Linked DNA regions of Homo sapiens: region 2 is linked to region 1. The links are chromatin contacts, found by Hi-C or POLR2A ChIA-PET in ENCODE. All regions are on one chromosome and are shown on one strand. Each heading gives the region's core, a stretch centred on a gene start or an enhancer-like site at or near the end of the contact. The rest is flanking DNA. Distances are from core to core; before and after follow the strand shown.

Region 1 (7,407 bases), core at 2,761-5,260:
CTCCCTCCCTGACCGCCCAGCCTCAGGAGCCCCAATCATGGAATCACCATCTGCTGCCTGGCCACATGAGGACAGGTCTGCAGACAGCAAGCACAGTGGGACCACAGGGACGGGAGTGGGGCAAGTAGCCCAGGCCCAGGCGGGCGGAGGGGCCTAGAGACACTCACGACTGGTGGACGCTGCAGTTGTAGAAGACGAAGTCCACAGACGCAAACTTCTTCCCTGTCTCCTTGGACTTTAGGTAGAGTTTCACCACCCGCTGGTCTCCTGCACGAGCAGCATGGCTGAGTCACCAGGACTGCTTGCCCAGGACTCCCACACAGGGCAAGTCCAGACAGGGGAACAACTTGCCCGGAGACCCTCCTAGCTGCCACCATCAGTCGCATCAAACACGCATCCAGCCCCCTCAGCCCCCAGGTGACCAGGGCCTGGGATCTGCCCTGCTTGCCTCCTGCTCAGTGTGAGGGGTTGAGAACCGCGAGACTCTCCCCAGGCCCCCAGGCTGCCTGCTCCTGTGGAAGGGCCTGCAGAGCGACTGTCCAACGGGCTGTGGCAGCCAGAGGGGTCCTGCACCCCAAGTCCCCATGAGACTGTCCCCCACCCAACCTGCGCCCCACATAGCCCACCCCTCACCCACTCCCACCTTCAGCCTGCAGCCCCCCGCAAGACCCCAGGTCTCCGCCATGTGGTCCCTTCATCCCACCTACCCTGCCCTGCTCTTCCACCCTCTGGGTCACCATGGGACACCTAAAGACCTTAATGCCAGTAGGGATGGCAATAATTATGGTAGCGGAGGTGAAGTATGCTCATGTGTCTATGGCTATTCCTACTGTAAATGTATGGTGAGCCCATAAGATAAATCCTAAGAAGGATGTATCCGCTGTCCACCTCCCTGGCAGGAAGGCTCTCACTCTGGCTACATGCCTGGAGGGTTTTCTCCACTCCCAGACCAGCAGGTGGTGAGACCCCCACCCATATCAGCTGTCAGAGTGTCACCAACATGCCCTTGGAACTGAACAAGGGAGGCGCTAAACAGGCGGCAACTGGATTGCAGCCCTGGACCTGGCCAGGCAGCGGGCACCATTGTGTTGGGGCCACTCACCCTGGCCCCGCGTGATGGGCGCCACCTCCCGGGCGGAGGGTGAGCGGCAGTGGATCCGGCCATCCTCCAGGACGCTCTCAGATTCCGTGAAGTCCTCGAAGGAGCAGTTGACGCCAGCTGAGAGGTCAGGCACGTTCCAGGCCTGCAGCACAAGCTGGGCAGGCAGCAGGAGGCATGGTGAGCAGGGTCCCCATGGCTGTCCCCCACCCCTTACCACCTGGGGTGCCACACTTACTGGGACCTGGGACATGGTGACAGACACATTGCGGGGCTGCACAGTCAGCTGCACACACTGCAGCAGGTCCGCAGCAAAGCGCTGGGGCTCGTCTGCTCGCTCACAGGCGTCCCGCCGCGAGCAGCTGCAGGCAGAGGGGTTGAGGCTGGGCGGATGGGGAGACCTACGGGGCCCGCCTGCCAGGCGGGACCTGGGCAGAGAACTCGGGGTGGCTTGCCCTGCACCAGGCTCCCCCTCCCCCACTGTGAGACCACCATGGCCCTCCCCGCCTGCCCCTGCCCACCTGCCCAGACTCACATGCTGTGCAGGACACACCAGCCACAGTGGGGGTCCCGTGACCCCAGACACAGCTCACAGGACGTGTACTGCACACAGCTCTCCACAGGCACCCGCGTCACCTGGTGTGGGGGAGGTGTCAGGCCCCTCCAGTACCACCCCAGGGGTCCTTGACCATCCTCACCTCTGACTCCCTACTCTGCTCTCCTTAGGCCCGGGGAGGCCCTGCACTTGTTCTCAGTCTATTCAAAGGCAGATCTGGTGACCCTGCCCTGGCCAAGCCAGGTCGCACAGGTCAGGCCTCTGCCCTGGAAACCCAGGGGGCAGCAGCCAGAGAGAACAGTCCATATGGGGTGAGACAATCAAAGAAGCACCTGCAGCTTCAACCAGAGTTCCTCTCCATCTGTCTGGACTCCCTCCCAGCTCTGAGCTTCCCCAGCGATCAATGGGCTTGGCAGGTCCCAATCCTAAGCTCCAATGCAGGCCCAGACAATGCTCAGAGGGGCAGGCTGGGCCCCAGCTCACTCTGGCTCCTTGGCTCAGCCCAGCATCCCAGTGCCCACGGAGGCACGTCCCTGAGGTCCCCAGGAAGGCAGAACCCCACTGCGCCCAGGAGGGGCAGAGGAAAAACGAGCCAGCCAGAAGGGGAGGGAGGCTTGGCCTCAGCTGGTGTGCCCAACCTGGCCCCACCTGCCCCATCTGCCCACCCTCCAGCTGCCACGAGGTTACCAGGTTGGGCCATAGGGCAGGGGTGGACTCCAGGCAAGCCAGGCCAGGGACTCAACTCCATGGCCTTACAGAGCTGGGCCAGGCACCAGGTTGGGTAGACCAGGCCAGCCACAGGCCCTGTGGGCAGACCCACTGGACAGAGACCCAGCCCTAGGCCTGAGGACTCAGTGGCCCAGTACACACCCCAAACCCTCCAGTGACACCTGCCTCTGAAATTGCTCTCCTTCATACATCTGTTTCTGTGGTCAGGAAGTCAACAGGGGAGGGGTGGGAATGCCAAACCCAGCCCAGGAGAACATGGAGGCAGCAATGAGGCTGTGGGGCCCCTGGTGACCAGACCGGTTCCCCTGCAGACCCAGCCGAGCCCACAAGTCTGCAGGGAGGCAGAGCACAGACCAGCTTGAAACTACTTTTACCAGGAGCCATGGACGCCCAACTTGTGATGTGGCCCCACCCCTACTGCTCTGTGACTGGGGTTCCTGGTAGGAGGGCCCCCACCTTCAGCCACACCGTCTGACTGGTGCAGCACCCACCTGCTTCTCGGTCATGGCGTAGAGGTACTGGTGGTTGGGGCTGAGGACGAGGTCTCGCAGGATGGGGCTGCCCTCCTGGGCCACGACGCTCTCGTAGGCCAGGGCAGGCCGGCCACCGGGGTTTGAGAGGTCCACCAGGATCTGCGGCAGCAAGGGGCCCTAACTGGAGCTGTGCTGATACCTCCCTGACCCAGCCCCACCCCCCACAGAAGGTCAGGGGTCTAAAGCCCCTCCCTGAGCTGCCCAGACATGCATGAGCAGAGAGGACCAGCGCCAGCCATACTCACTCTCCACATCCCCAGCCCCAGCCCCAGCCCCAGCCCCAGCCCCAGTGCAGGGCAAACTCAGACCCCAACAGGCCAGTCTGTGATTCAGCCCCTTTAACAGTCAGCAGAGGCCAGAAGGTATTGGGGCCTGGAGACAACCACAGCCCAGCACCCACCACGGAGCAGCATGGCCACACCCAGGGTGAAGGCTACAGGAGTCCCACGGGTGCCTAGCCATCCCTGGGGCCAGGCTGGGCTTTTGAAGGAGGGATGTTGGTTGTCGGGGGCAGAGGCCAGGGCTCACAGGAAGTCTAGGGCAGTGGACCAGGAGACTCCAGAATGGGGTGTCCTAGGGGTGGGGGCATCCTGGCAAGGCAGTGGAGGAGGGTGGGCGTCTCATCGGCATGGAAATGTATTCCAGATCCCAAACAAACCAGGCGTTAATTAGCCAGCTCTTCTCCGCAGCTCACGATGCTGCAAGTATTTTTAGTTGCTTTTACCAAACAAATGTATTTAATTAACAGAGAGACCCACGGGGCTTTCCAGAGATGGGACTCTTGGGGCGTGTCTGCCCAGCTCTGAGTCCAGGGTAGGCTCTCAGGCTGCGGGCTGTGGCCTGCTTCCCCCAGCCTGACCCACTCCTGCTCCCGCTCTACCTCTCCACTTCCACCTCAGGGCAGGGGCCTAGGCCCAGACTCAGTACCCCTCCTCTGTGTCCTCACTCCTCACGGTTACAGAGCAGGGCAGGTCCAGGGCAGCAGGGCCCAGCGAAAGCCCTGGTTGGAGTCCGATCCATCAGGCCTGGGCTGAGGGCGGCCAGCCAGGGTGGGGCGCTGTGTTTCTGAGCCAAAGAGGCTGTCGGCTGGGAGAGGGGGAGGGCCGCATTCCTGAGCGCCGCCGGCCACCCCCCACATCCGCTCAGCTGCCTCGCCACCAAGCAGGCTTAAGTCAAACCAGACCCGGAAGAGTGGAGCCCAAAGCTGGGCAGGGGAAGAGGCGGCCAGGATGGGCCCAGCTGCACTGGCTGCAGGGCCATGGCCCACGGCCTCTGGGAGGAGAGATGCAGGGACAGCGGGCGGCCCAGGAGCAACCAGGCCACGGCCGCCCAGCACCCCTGCCGGTGGGGCCTGGACTGCACCCACACCCGCACCAAGTGCACCCGTGCCTGCCTGCCCTGCAGCCACAGCAGGAGTAGGAGTCCTTGTTTAAGATGACCACTGGCCCAAGGCCTGCCCGACGGACGCTTAGGATGCCAGCACCACAAACCCCCTGCTTTGCTCTGGGTCAGTGGCCAGAGGCAGGTACTCAGACCCAGGCGGATGCCAGCCAGGACCAGCCTCTGGGCCACAGTGCCTGGGTCCAAACCTCTCTCTGCCTCCCTCAGACAGAGTTGTTCTGAGGATTATATGAGAACCAGGCCAGGTGTGCCAGGCGGGAGCAGGGGGACCCAGGGTGGCCAGGCCCACAGCAATCACCGCACCTGCGCAGCCAACCACACATCCAAGCCAGCGGCTTAAGACAGCCACCAGGGAGTGGGGGAAGGAAGGCGAGGAGGGCAGGACACAGACTGGGTGGAGGCTGGGGCAGGTATGCCCAGTGCGCAGACCTGCGGCTCCAACCTGGAAGACCCCGGTTAGGGACCACGATTCCTCTCATCTCCTCCATCCTCACAGTCCTGTGGATATCCCCAGCGGCTTCCCGCTGTGAAGCCCAGCCCCAGCTCCCCCTCCCCTACCAGCACCAGGGGATATGGCCCCTGGCCCCTCTTGCCCCTGGTAGCAGAGCCCCTTCAGCCTGAGCTGATGGACCCTGGCCCGGCATGCAGGGAGCACTTGAGAGGTGTCTCAACAAGGACATGACCCACCTCCCCAACAGCCAGGGCCACATGATGCCGGAGCCTGACCCTGGCCCGGCCTGCAAGGCATCCACCCACTCAGGGTTGGGGGCACAAATGTCACACCAAGGGGTGAAGAAACGGGTCACAGAAGGGCAGGTCCAGGGGGCACACCAGCTCCAAGGAAAGGAACGGTGGGTGAGGGGTGCAAGGAGGGGTCCCAGGAAGGGAAGAAGCCATAGGAGCTTCTTCTGGAGCTGGGCCCCAGGCTCCAGAACGCCCCGCTCCACCCAGCAGCATGCCGACTGGACAGTTGGCTCTGACAGCTGCAGCCGGGAGCACACGCGTCCAGCTGTCCATCCGCCATGTACCCATCTGTCCACCCACCTGCCACCTCCACCCCTTCACACACACAGGCTGGGCCCAGGGAGACAGAGCCCCAGGAGAGGCCATGGCATGGCCAGTGTGAGCGGGGCACTGGGGAGGCCACTACGGCACAGCACACCAGACCAGAGGATGGATGTGACGCAGGTGCAGGCCCCACACTGTTCACTGAGGCGCCACGGTCCAGACTCAGCAGGGCCCCTGTGCACCCACACATGTTCTACAGGGCATCCAGCTAGGACAATGGTCCCCAGGACATGTGTCTGTGTCCTAGCCAGAGTTCAGGGTGAAGGGCCTGTGCAGCCAAGCCAGCTTTATCAAACCACACAGACAGGAGGTAAGCTGAGACTCACACAGCACCTGCCAGAGGAACCTTGGGCCCTGGACCCGCAACTGCACCTGGGAGGAGTACAGAGGCTGCTCGTAAAGTGGGAAGGGGGAGCCAGTACCCAGCAGGAGGGTATTCCAGGAGAACCAGAGCACAGGGGCACAGACGGCAGGTGAACCTGGGGCCAGAGCGGGTGGCAGGACAGAAGGGCACACGCCGGCCGGGAGCCCACGTGCCGACGCCCACACCCTGGCCACAGCTGTCCACTTTCGGGCCACCCGCCTGGAGGCAGCCCACCCTCGAGGTGGCTGGGCCCAGAAGCCCCTCCCACAGCAGCTGGGCAGCTGGCAGAGCAAATGAGAGGCTTGACGTGTCCCGGGCATGGGAACGGGCCACAGGCATGCCCTGGAATCTTCCCCCAGCTGTCACCTCCTTGCTCTGCAAATCTTTCCCCAAAGACCACCAGAACCTTCCACAACTGGCCCCAACAGCCCACCCTCCCACCTCCCAGCACAAACCAGGAGCTGGCGCTGCCCATGCATGCCGCCCCCTGCTTGAGAGGACCCTCCCCTTGACCCAAGGGGCTTCAGCAGAGCCAGCAGCCTCCCTGGATATGCCCCTTGGCTGCACCAGGCCCCCACCCACCCCTGGCTGGCGGAACACGGGATGCCCCCACCTGCTTCTGCCTGGACCATCTAACCCTGGGGTACCTGTCCTACATGCACACGGGCGAGTCGACCCTGGGCTCGGAGCCGAGACCGAAGTGCAGTCCCGAGGCCTCTCAGTGCCCAGGCCACGCCAGGCATGGCCCTCACTCCTGGACTGAGCACCTCCCACCACCACAGGGCTCATCTGACCCTCCCCACAGATAGGCCAGGGAGCAGGTTCACCCCTTTGCCCCCAGGACACAGCAGGCAGGGCTCAATGCAGGCCCCAGGCTGGCCCTGCTGGCTGTACCCACTCCCATCACCGCCACAGCCCTGGCCAACTGCTGCCGGCGGGCAGCTGAGGGCCCGGCCAGGTCAGCTGTCCATCCCGCCCAGAGCCAACAAAGGGCCCATTCTCCGGGCTGAGGGCAGGCGGGGGTGCCGGGAGGATGTCTGGGCCACCCAGGCTATGTGCCAGGACCGGCACGCGCCCCAGCCGCCGGGAGGCAGGGGGCTGCCCGGCTTGGCCCTGACCTGGCAAGGGGAGTTGCCCAACTCTGCCTGCCCCATGATGGCAGCCAGGGGCCTGGCCCTCCCTCTTTCTGTGAGGCGGGGATGCACCTGTGGAGCTGCCTCCGGGCCCCAGGGCTGGGAGAAGGACAGGACAAGGTGGGGACAGGCAAAGACCGGGGCAGCAGCTAAGGAGGTGCCCACACGTGGAGGCCTCACACACTTCTCAGCCTTTCTGCAGAGGCAGCTGCCAAACCCGTCCCCAGCCTGAGGTGGCCCCAGGAAGGGCTGCCCGAGGGGCAGGAGCCTCTGCTGCCCTCTCTTCTCAGGACCCCCACAGGGTGCAGAGCCCACCTGCCCCTCCCCTTCCCAGCCAGAACTGCACAGCTGAGGTAGGCCCCAGCGGACCCACTCCCAGACCCTCCTCACCCCTCACAGGACTGCCCCCTCCTCCAGCTGTGGACAGGTTCTAGGCCTCCTTCCTGGGTCCCCACCACTCTCAGAAAGGCCAGGAGGAACTTGATACTGGAAAAGCAATTAGCAATTTCCTCTTGGCAGTAATT
Region 2 (7,407 bases), core at 3,172-5,671, 450 kb before region 1:
AATAAAGTTAGTGAGCATGAATGAACTTGCAAGTGTCTGGTAAAATTATTGACAAATATTCATTTCAAGCATGTTCAGATTGACATACTCACATGTCACCAAGAGACAGCAGGGTGCTAGGAGTGTGGGGCTGGGGGTTAGTGCCTGGGTCCAGCCACTCACAGGGTATGTGCCTGCTTCCTGCCTTGGTTTCCCCATCTGACCTATGGGGTGGTTGTCAGGATTACATGAACTAAACTCAGGGCTTGCTCCAGCACCTGGTACAGGTGCTAGAAAGAGTTTGCTTCTAAGATGATGGGGTGGGGTCACAGGCTGGGTTCTGACACGCTCCACTAGAGGCAGAGAAAGTGGTCTTGAATAGTCATCAGTCAGGGATGAGGATGGCCCAAGGGTGGCACCCAGAGAAAGGTGGTAAATGGGGCAAGAGGAGGATTTGGGGCTAAACATACCAGTGGAGTGCATGCCTGGGGCTGGCCTGTCACTTCCTCCAAGGGGTGCCTGGCTCATTCAGAGGGACCAGGTGGGACAGAATCTCCCCGGCCTCCACGTTCCCAGCAGAGTCTATGGCTGAGACCTCAAATGTCTGGAACCCAGCCTACTGAGAATGCAGGCAAGGCCCAATTCACAATGGTGGCAACCCACTCAAGTGCCAAGCTGGACAGTATTGGTGAAGGTCAAAGGCCAGGAGCTGGAGGAAAAGGAGAGAAACAAAGGGGAGGTGGGAATTTGGGTGGAGAACACACAGATGTAATCTGTTCCCATGTGCCAGAGCTGGCCACCCAAGTCAGAGCCCCATCTCTGTCACTGGGTGGCCATGGGCAAGTTGCTTTGCCTCTCTGAGCTCTTGGTTGAATAGCTGTGTCCAACCGTGATGGCTATAGAGAGAATTCAGGCTGTGAACGTGTGTAACATGCACACAGAAAAAATGCCCAACCAATGCTGTGCCAAAACCAAAAAGAACCAGGCATCTCCCTCCATTGCCTTGAGATTTGACTCATCAGCCTTTCTCACACTCCCTCTCCTCCTTGAAGCATCTTCTGCAGGTTCCCACTGAGACCAGCTGGGGCACCCCACATCACATATCACCAGGCATGGAGGAGGGGGCTGCCGTCAGTTCCACAGGGTCAGGGCTGCAGAGCCTGGCTGTGGAGTGAACTCCAGAAACCTGGTTTCTCTTTGCCCTTTTAGCCACAGCCCACTCCCTAAATGGGTGTGAGCAACATCTGGTGATGGCTGTTCAGACTTGTGGCAGCCTGTTGCACAGACGTGTAACTCTAGCCACAGGATTTGGTCCCCAAGGTGCATTTCTGAACAAAGAGGGACAAAGGCCTTTTAGTCCATCTAAGATCAGGTTCTCCCCCAAGGCAAGGTCTTCCCACACTGCTGTCGGTGACATTCAGGGACCTCAGCATTTTTTCTGGCTTTGTTTCTTACTGGGCTGTCCTCGAAACCCTGCCATCATGCACACACCTCCTGCCTGCATACGTTGTTCTTTCTGCCTGCTGCACTCCTGTGCTTCCTCAGAGGCCTGCACCTTTTTCTGTGGGGGCGCTGATGGCTCTGACTTCTCTGCCCCTCTGCAGGCTCTCCCCATTTGGCCAGATGCAGTGGGTAGGGACCCATCTCTGGGGGTCCAGTCTGGCACCAGGCAGGGTCCTGCCTGTGTTCTGGGCAGAACTGAATGGAGGAGGAGAGTACCTCTTTGTGTCCCTGCCTGCTCCAGCCCTGGCCCCCTCTTGCCCTCCCCCATCTCTTCACCTGTCAATCTTGTTTCCCTTCTCTCCTCCCGAGCAGGGACCCATTCTGGGCTCCCTGTGGTCTGCGAATGGCAATCTGAGGTTCCCCGCTGAGCCTCGCTCCCTTTCAATCCACTCTGCCTTCCATCGCTTCATCATTGTAGTCAGGCCGAGACATGGACTGAATGAGGCAGCCGCTCAATTCGAGCCTGGTACAAAGAGAGTATTTTGATGTTTTCATTTCTTTCTAGTTCAATAATTCGAGAAAACACATAGATTTGGTGCTGGTTCCAACAGGCTCTCTACTACTTTTTAAAACTTTATGTTGGTTAAAAAGTATATAGGAGATGGGGTGTGACTGACTGTGGGGCCCTGGGGGTGCTGCTCCGCCCAGGCAGCGGATTAGCCAGTCCTGAGGCTCCTGCTCCCCCCTGCCCTGTTGCCGCTCAGTCAAGCCGGCTAACATTCAAAGTCTGGGGAGTCTTGTCCAGGCCAGAATCAGAGTCTCAGAGAACAAAGAAACAAACCTGGAGACCCCTGCTCTAGCGGTGGCTGGCAGCCAAGGAGCTCTCCGTGGTCCTGAAAGAGGCCCGACCGACTTCCCTCTCCTCGCCCATCCTCTGTACTCGGAGAGATGGTTCCTAGCCTATCTGATGTACTGATATCCACCTTTTATTCAGTAGATGTAGGTTGAGCTCCTAACACAGGGCGTCATTGTCCCAGGGACTTGGGACCCTTCTTCCAAAGAGTGAAATAAAGCCTGTGCCTTCAAGGAGCACAGCCTAGTGTGGACGTCCAACCACCACAGTATGGCAGAAACTTTGTGATCAAGGAATGACTGCACTGTGGAGGCAACATCAGAACATCCAGCCCAGATACGGGGGGTCAGAGAAGGCTTCCCGGAGGAGGTGATATCTCAATTGATATCTAGTGGGGATTAGGATTTAGCCAAGTGAAGAGAGAAACTAAAGAGTTCCAGACAGAGGGAACAGTATGTCTAAAGGCACAAGTGAGGGTTTAGCACAGTGGTCAAGAGTGCAGGCTCTGGGGCCATTTTCCCTATTAACTAACCAGCTGTGCAACCTTAGGCAAATGACTTACCTTTCTGTGTTTTCGTTTTCCCATCTACAAAAATACTATACAATGCAGAATATTATACACGTTTATAGGGTTGTTGTGAGGATTAAATGCTTTCAATAAATGTCAAGTGCTCAGAACAGAGACTGGAATATAGCCAATATCAATGCAAGCTTGTTCTGACAGGTGCAGAGGCTCAGAGTTCAGAGCACAGTGGCTGGACCCTGGGCTATTTGGCAGTGCAGGGAGTTGGCAGGGTGGGGTTTGGGGGAGCAGTGAGGACTGAGCCTGCAGAGGTGAGTGGGGCTGGGGGAAGGAACTTGGAGTCTGTGTTGAAGTGGATCTCACTCTCAGGGCAACTGGAACCCTCAGATGGTTGGCTATGTGGAGACTGGGCTGGGTCTGTGTGTGTGTGTGTGTGTGCACGTGCATGTGTGTGTTGGGGGGTGTCTAGTGGCTGGCTGCCACCTGAGAGGAGCAGATGCTGGGATGGGGAGAAGGGGATAGTCGAGACCACTCCCCCATGTCTAGCTTTGGTAGGGGTGGGTGTTGGGGACACGGTTAGCTGCAGTCATCCATCTTTTAAGGGCGGTCTTTATTTCTCAGATCCTTTTTTTATTGGTTCCCCTTCCCCCACAATAGGTTTCCGTGAAGAAAACCCCTGTTAACAACCTAGCATGTATCCTGTATTTTCTTTTGTGTTAATAAAATCCTATAGAGGCCTATATACATATACATATATACACACAAACTCACAGATTTTTTTGCCCATTGTTTTATAAAAATGGGATCGTATGTTACATTCTTATCTCCAAATTGCTTTTCTCACCCAATAATACCTTATAGAAATCCCTTTAAGTCTATTGGTAGGCAGGTAATTAAATTTTTTATAAGTTGCATAATATTCCGCTGTGTGGCCGTCCCGCCGCCTGCCCTTCCCCACTCCCCCGTCATGTCCACCTCCCAGCTTACGCCTCGGCAGCTCGGCTTCCAGAGCCCGGAAACGGCGCGCTGCTTCGCACCTCCTCTCCGCGATGCAGCCCGTTCCCTCCGCTGCCTGACTCACACGGCTGCCTCCTACTCACTGGGGATCCATCTGCAGCTCCTTCTCCAGGGCAGCGGCCGGCAGGGCTGGCGGGAGCAGGGGGCGCAGAGAGGTCAGGGGCAGTTGAAGTGGGGCCTCGTGAGCCAGGCCGTGACGGGGCTGGGTCTTGATCCTGGATTGGGGGCCTCCCGGAAGGCTCGAAGCAGGGAGTGCTGTGTGTTAAGAAGCCCTGTAGCTGGCTGGAGACCTGGAACCTGTGCTGGTCGTCCTGTAAGGCAGGGGACCTGGGTCCCTCCGCTCCTCCCCAGGCTCCCCATCCACCCCCTCCCTCTTGGTCCCCGCTGTCTCCATTGGCTTCTCCTCCCCCGTGGTGAGCCAGGCTGTCCTGAGTGTCCAGGGGCAGACGGCCCCCGCCCACCCGCTTCCTGCGGCTCCCCCCAGGCCCTCCGGCTTCAGTCTCCACAGCTGAATCCTGCAGGAAGCCATACAGTGGGAATCTCCGGGCAGCTTCTGGTTCGCCCTCGGGTCTGAGTCACTCTCTGTGCTCTGTCTCCCCACCTCCCCACTTCCTCTCTGGCAGGCACCGATGCCTTCTGCACATTGTTCCCCGGGGAAGGGAACCACCCCTGCCTCACCTGGCGGCTTCCACTCCCGGTGGGGCCGTGGTGCCAGGGGCGGACAGTGCCATGGACAGGGTGGCTGCTTTGGTTCCCAGACTCCCTGAAGCCGCTTGTAGGGCCCTTCTAGAAAGGCCTGTCGTCGGCCCGCCCCTCCCCTGAGGTCAGAGGGCATGGGTCATCAGCAGCCCCGGGGGCTTGTCCACCAGATGCAGCAGGGTGGGGCGGAACAGGCCCTGTGTCTGTTCTAATTGCCCTGTTTCACTTCCGAGGCTACCTGGCTTTTACACCACAGGACGCTGAGTTTCTAATTACTATAGGGAAAGAGAAAAGGAGTTTTCTTTTTCAATAAGTGTATTTAAGTGGAGGAAGATCTGAAGGAAATGCCCACATGACTCTAGTGGGGCCGGGCGCCCAAAACCTGAAGGAGAGTCCGTGAAGAGGCTGGGAGGGTGCCCGCCGGCTGCTGGTGGGCCAAACCCACTTTTCTTCCCGCACTGTTTTGAAAAGCTATTGAATTGTGGGATTCCCAAGCAAACGTGAATTTTCTGGCTTCTTTTGAAAGGTCTGGACACTGGGCAAGGCTGAGAGGGGGAGCAGCGTGCCTCCCCGGCCTCCCTGCTGGGTTCACGGGGGAGAGGTTTGCAGCCCGCGGGCATCCGAGTCCTGCCCAGGCGACTGGGAGGGCCAGGCCAGAAGGGCGTCTCCTGGGGTGGGAGGCCCATGCCGGGCCGCCCCCGGGACTCACGCTGCTCCCAGGCCCTAGAGAGGGCGCCCAGCCCGAGCGCCTGGGACAGGCAGTCGCGCAGTGAGCACCTGTAGAGGCTGGGGTTTGGGCCGTGGCGCTGGCGCCGGCTCGCGGAGCTTCCCTCCCGCCCTCGCGGTCCCCTCTCGGGCTCGGTCCCTTCTCGGGCTCGGTCCCCTCTGCACAGCTAGGGGCCGCTCGGCTGCGGCGCGGCGCTCTGGGGGCGGCAGGGGGCGCTGGCGGCCCGCGGGAACCCTCTGCAGCTCAGGACAAAGGCTGCGGGTGCGGCGCCGAGCCTGCGCTATGCTGGGACCCGGCGATGCAGCCCCGACTGCAGCCCGCTCCAGCCCATCCCGACCGCCAGCGCCGTCGGTAGTCCTCTCCCCCAGCGCACACCTCCGCCTCTCCTCCGCATCCCTCCCCGGCCATCTGTTTTGCACTTCCCCTCTCCATCCCTGGGCCTCTCTGTCTTCTGTCTGCCTCTCTAACTCCAATAAGGGCTGACCCTGTCTCTGAGTGCCCCTTGGGTCCCTGGCATCTCTCTGTTTTTCCTGTTCCAACTGTTTTCTCCGGAGGTCAGTTTGCTCTTCCAGAGAGGAGGCCCTGAGACCACATTAGCAGTGATGGGACCAGCGGAGAAAAAGCACCCCGCCTCCTCCACCTTCGCCTGCCCTTTGGCCTCTGTTGCAGGCTGGGCGCCTCTGACTGCCCACAGATAGTCTTCATGTTAATGCCAGGTCTTACTGGGTTCTCCCTCTGGTCCCACCATGCCCCCTGGGTTGCCTGGGGAAAGGGGGGAGGTTGGGATCCTGGCCTGGGCTCCCTGTGGTTGCGGGCAAAGCTGGTGCTGAATGGGAATGGAAGGCATTCTGAGGCTCCGGGCTGGGCCACGGGACCTGGCCTGCCTCTGCTGTGGCCTGCCGTCCCTGCTTGCCTAAGATCTTCCCTTCCATGTTCCCAGTTCCCTACACAAATAATGAAAATGTAGGGCTCTATGACATTTTCCAACTCTGATCATCTAGACTCTAGTGACATGGATCTAAAATCCCACACTCCTGGTTATCTGACCTTCAAAGCAGGTGCTTTATCCAGTTCTTAAGACAGTACTACGGGGAAAGTGTCAGCACGCCTATTTTATAGATGAGGAAGACTGAGGCCCAGAGAGCCGAAGGAGCTGCTGCAGGGACACCAAGCCCTGTCTGACTCTCAGCCTGGACCTGCTCCCCTGAGCCAGGCTGCTGTGCAAATGGTCAGAGGGCTCCAGGCTTTAGCTGTCAGAGGTTTCTCCACCACTGGAACCTTAGAAGCACAGAGGAGCCACCCTCATATGCCATGTACTGCATGATTCCATAACTGAGAAGTCTTCCTTGTGGTTTGGATGATGTGTCGTGCCAGTTAGGAACACTGAAAAGCAGATGCCAAGATGACGGAGCAAGAAGTGCAAGGGATTTATGGCAGGAATCACCTGCAAGAAATCCAGAGGAGAAGGAGCAGGAGTGGGTGGGGATTGCCTGAGACCATACTGTGGGTTTGAGCCTTCTAAGAAGAGAGAATAAGGCAGGCAGATTGGGTAAGAAGAGTGTTAGCCTGCAGCACAGCTCTGAGAAAATCTCTCCGGCCCAGTGGGACTCCCTGATAGACTGTCCACAGAGGAGCCCCAAGCTGAGCAGGAATGCCCAGGCCCTGGTACTGCTGCCACACTGGGCTTTTGGCTAGCAGAGTGTGGCCTCAGCCTGGCTACTTGGCAGGTTTTGCAGGCACAGCAGCTGCAGGCTGTGGGCTGATTGGGTCCTCAGGGCAGCTCTCTTTGGAAGGCTGAGAAGTTGGGTGGTATGGCTCTGTGGCTGGGGGCACCCACTATTCCAGAAAGCACACAGTGCTTGGAGCCAGCCAGACTTGCCACTTTCCAGCTGGGTGATCTTGAGCAAGTCTCTGAGCCTTGATGGCCTTACCTATAAAGATGATCAGACAGTTGTCTAGAGGATCCTGTGGGTAAAGTGTCTGGCAGAAGCTTGGCAGTAGACACTTTTAAAAGGTGGCTGCTTTGAGATAATTTTTCTTTATCTGAGGAGTTGGTATATCCCCTGCCCTTCTACTCAGAGGGCTGATTAGACCCTAGGTATGACCCCATACTTTTGATTCCTCACTGGGACCATGGGACTAATACTAGTATCTTCTTCACTGGTT

The links. A loop is a pair of places that touch in the nucleus more often than their neighbours do. ChIA-PET counts read pairs that join two places held with the same protein, here RNA polymerase II (POLR2A). Pooled maps may share reads with other maps.
Region 2: a map of MCF 10A shows a loop between it and region 1 (9-fold over the local background). The contact joins two enhancer-like sites. A Hi-C loop is called at or near these places in 14 of 168 maps with a recorded cell type or tissue (MCF 10A, adrenal gland, chondrocyte and 7 more), 2 of 37 single-sample maps with no recorded cell type and 8 of 50 pooled maps. POLR2A ChIA-PET finds 5 or more read pairs at or near these places in 1 of 52 experiments (SK-N-SH).

Annotation. Positions count from the first base shown.
Region 1 is chr3:126,998,939-127,006,345 of GRCh38, reverse strand. It overlaps PLXNA1 (plexin A1), which reads right to left. Exons shown (of 32, transcript NM_032242.4): 4 at 2,876-3,016; 5 at 1,635-1,735; 6 at 1,338-1,461; 7 at 1,103-1,256; 8 at 168-267. Among named protein-coding and RNA genes, the nearest start is that of PLXNA1, 20 kb to the right of the region's middle. RefSeq lists enhancers at 3,866-4,160, 4,183-4,322, 5,061-5,694 and a silencer at 6,646-6,940. Within about 2 kb of position 4,010, at least 22 of the 41 ENCODE cell types and tissues checked have a DNase peak (open chromatin) inside an H3K27ac peak, as active enhancers do.
Region 2 is chr3:127,453,770-127,461,176 of GRCh38, reverse strand. No RefSeq gene overlaps it. Among named protein-coding and RNA genes, the nearest start is that of LINC02016, 67 kb to the right of the region's middle. RefSeq lists a silencer at 5,153-5,582. Within about 2 kb of position 4,421, at least 5 of the 41 ENCODE cell types and tissues checked have a DNase peak (open chromatin) inside an H3K27ac peak, as active enhancers do.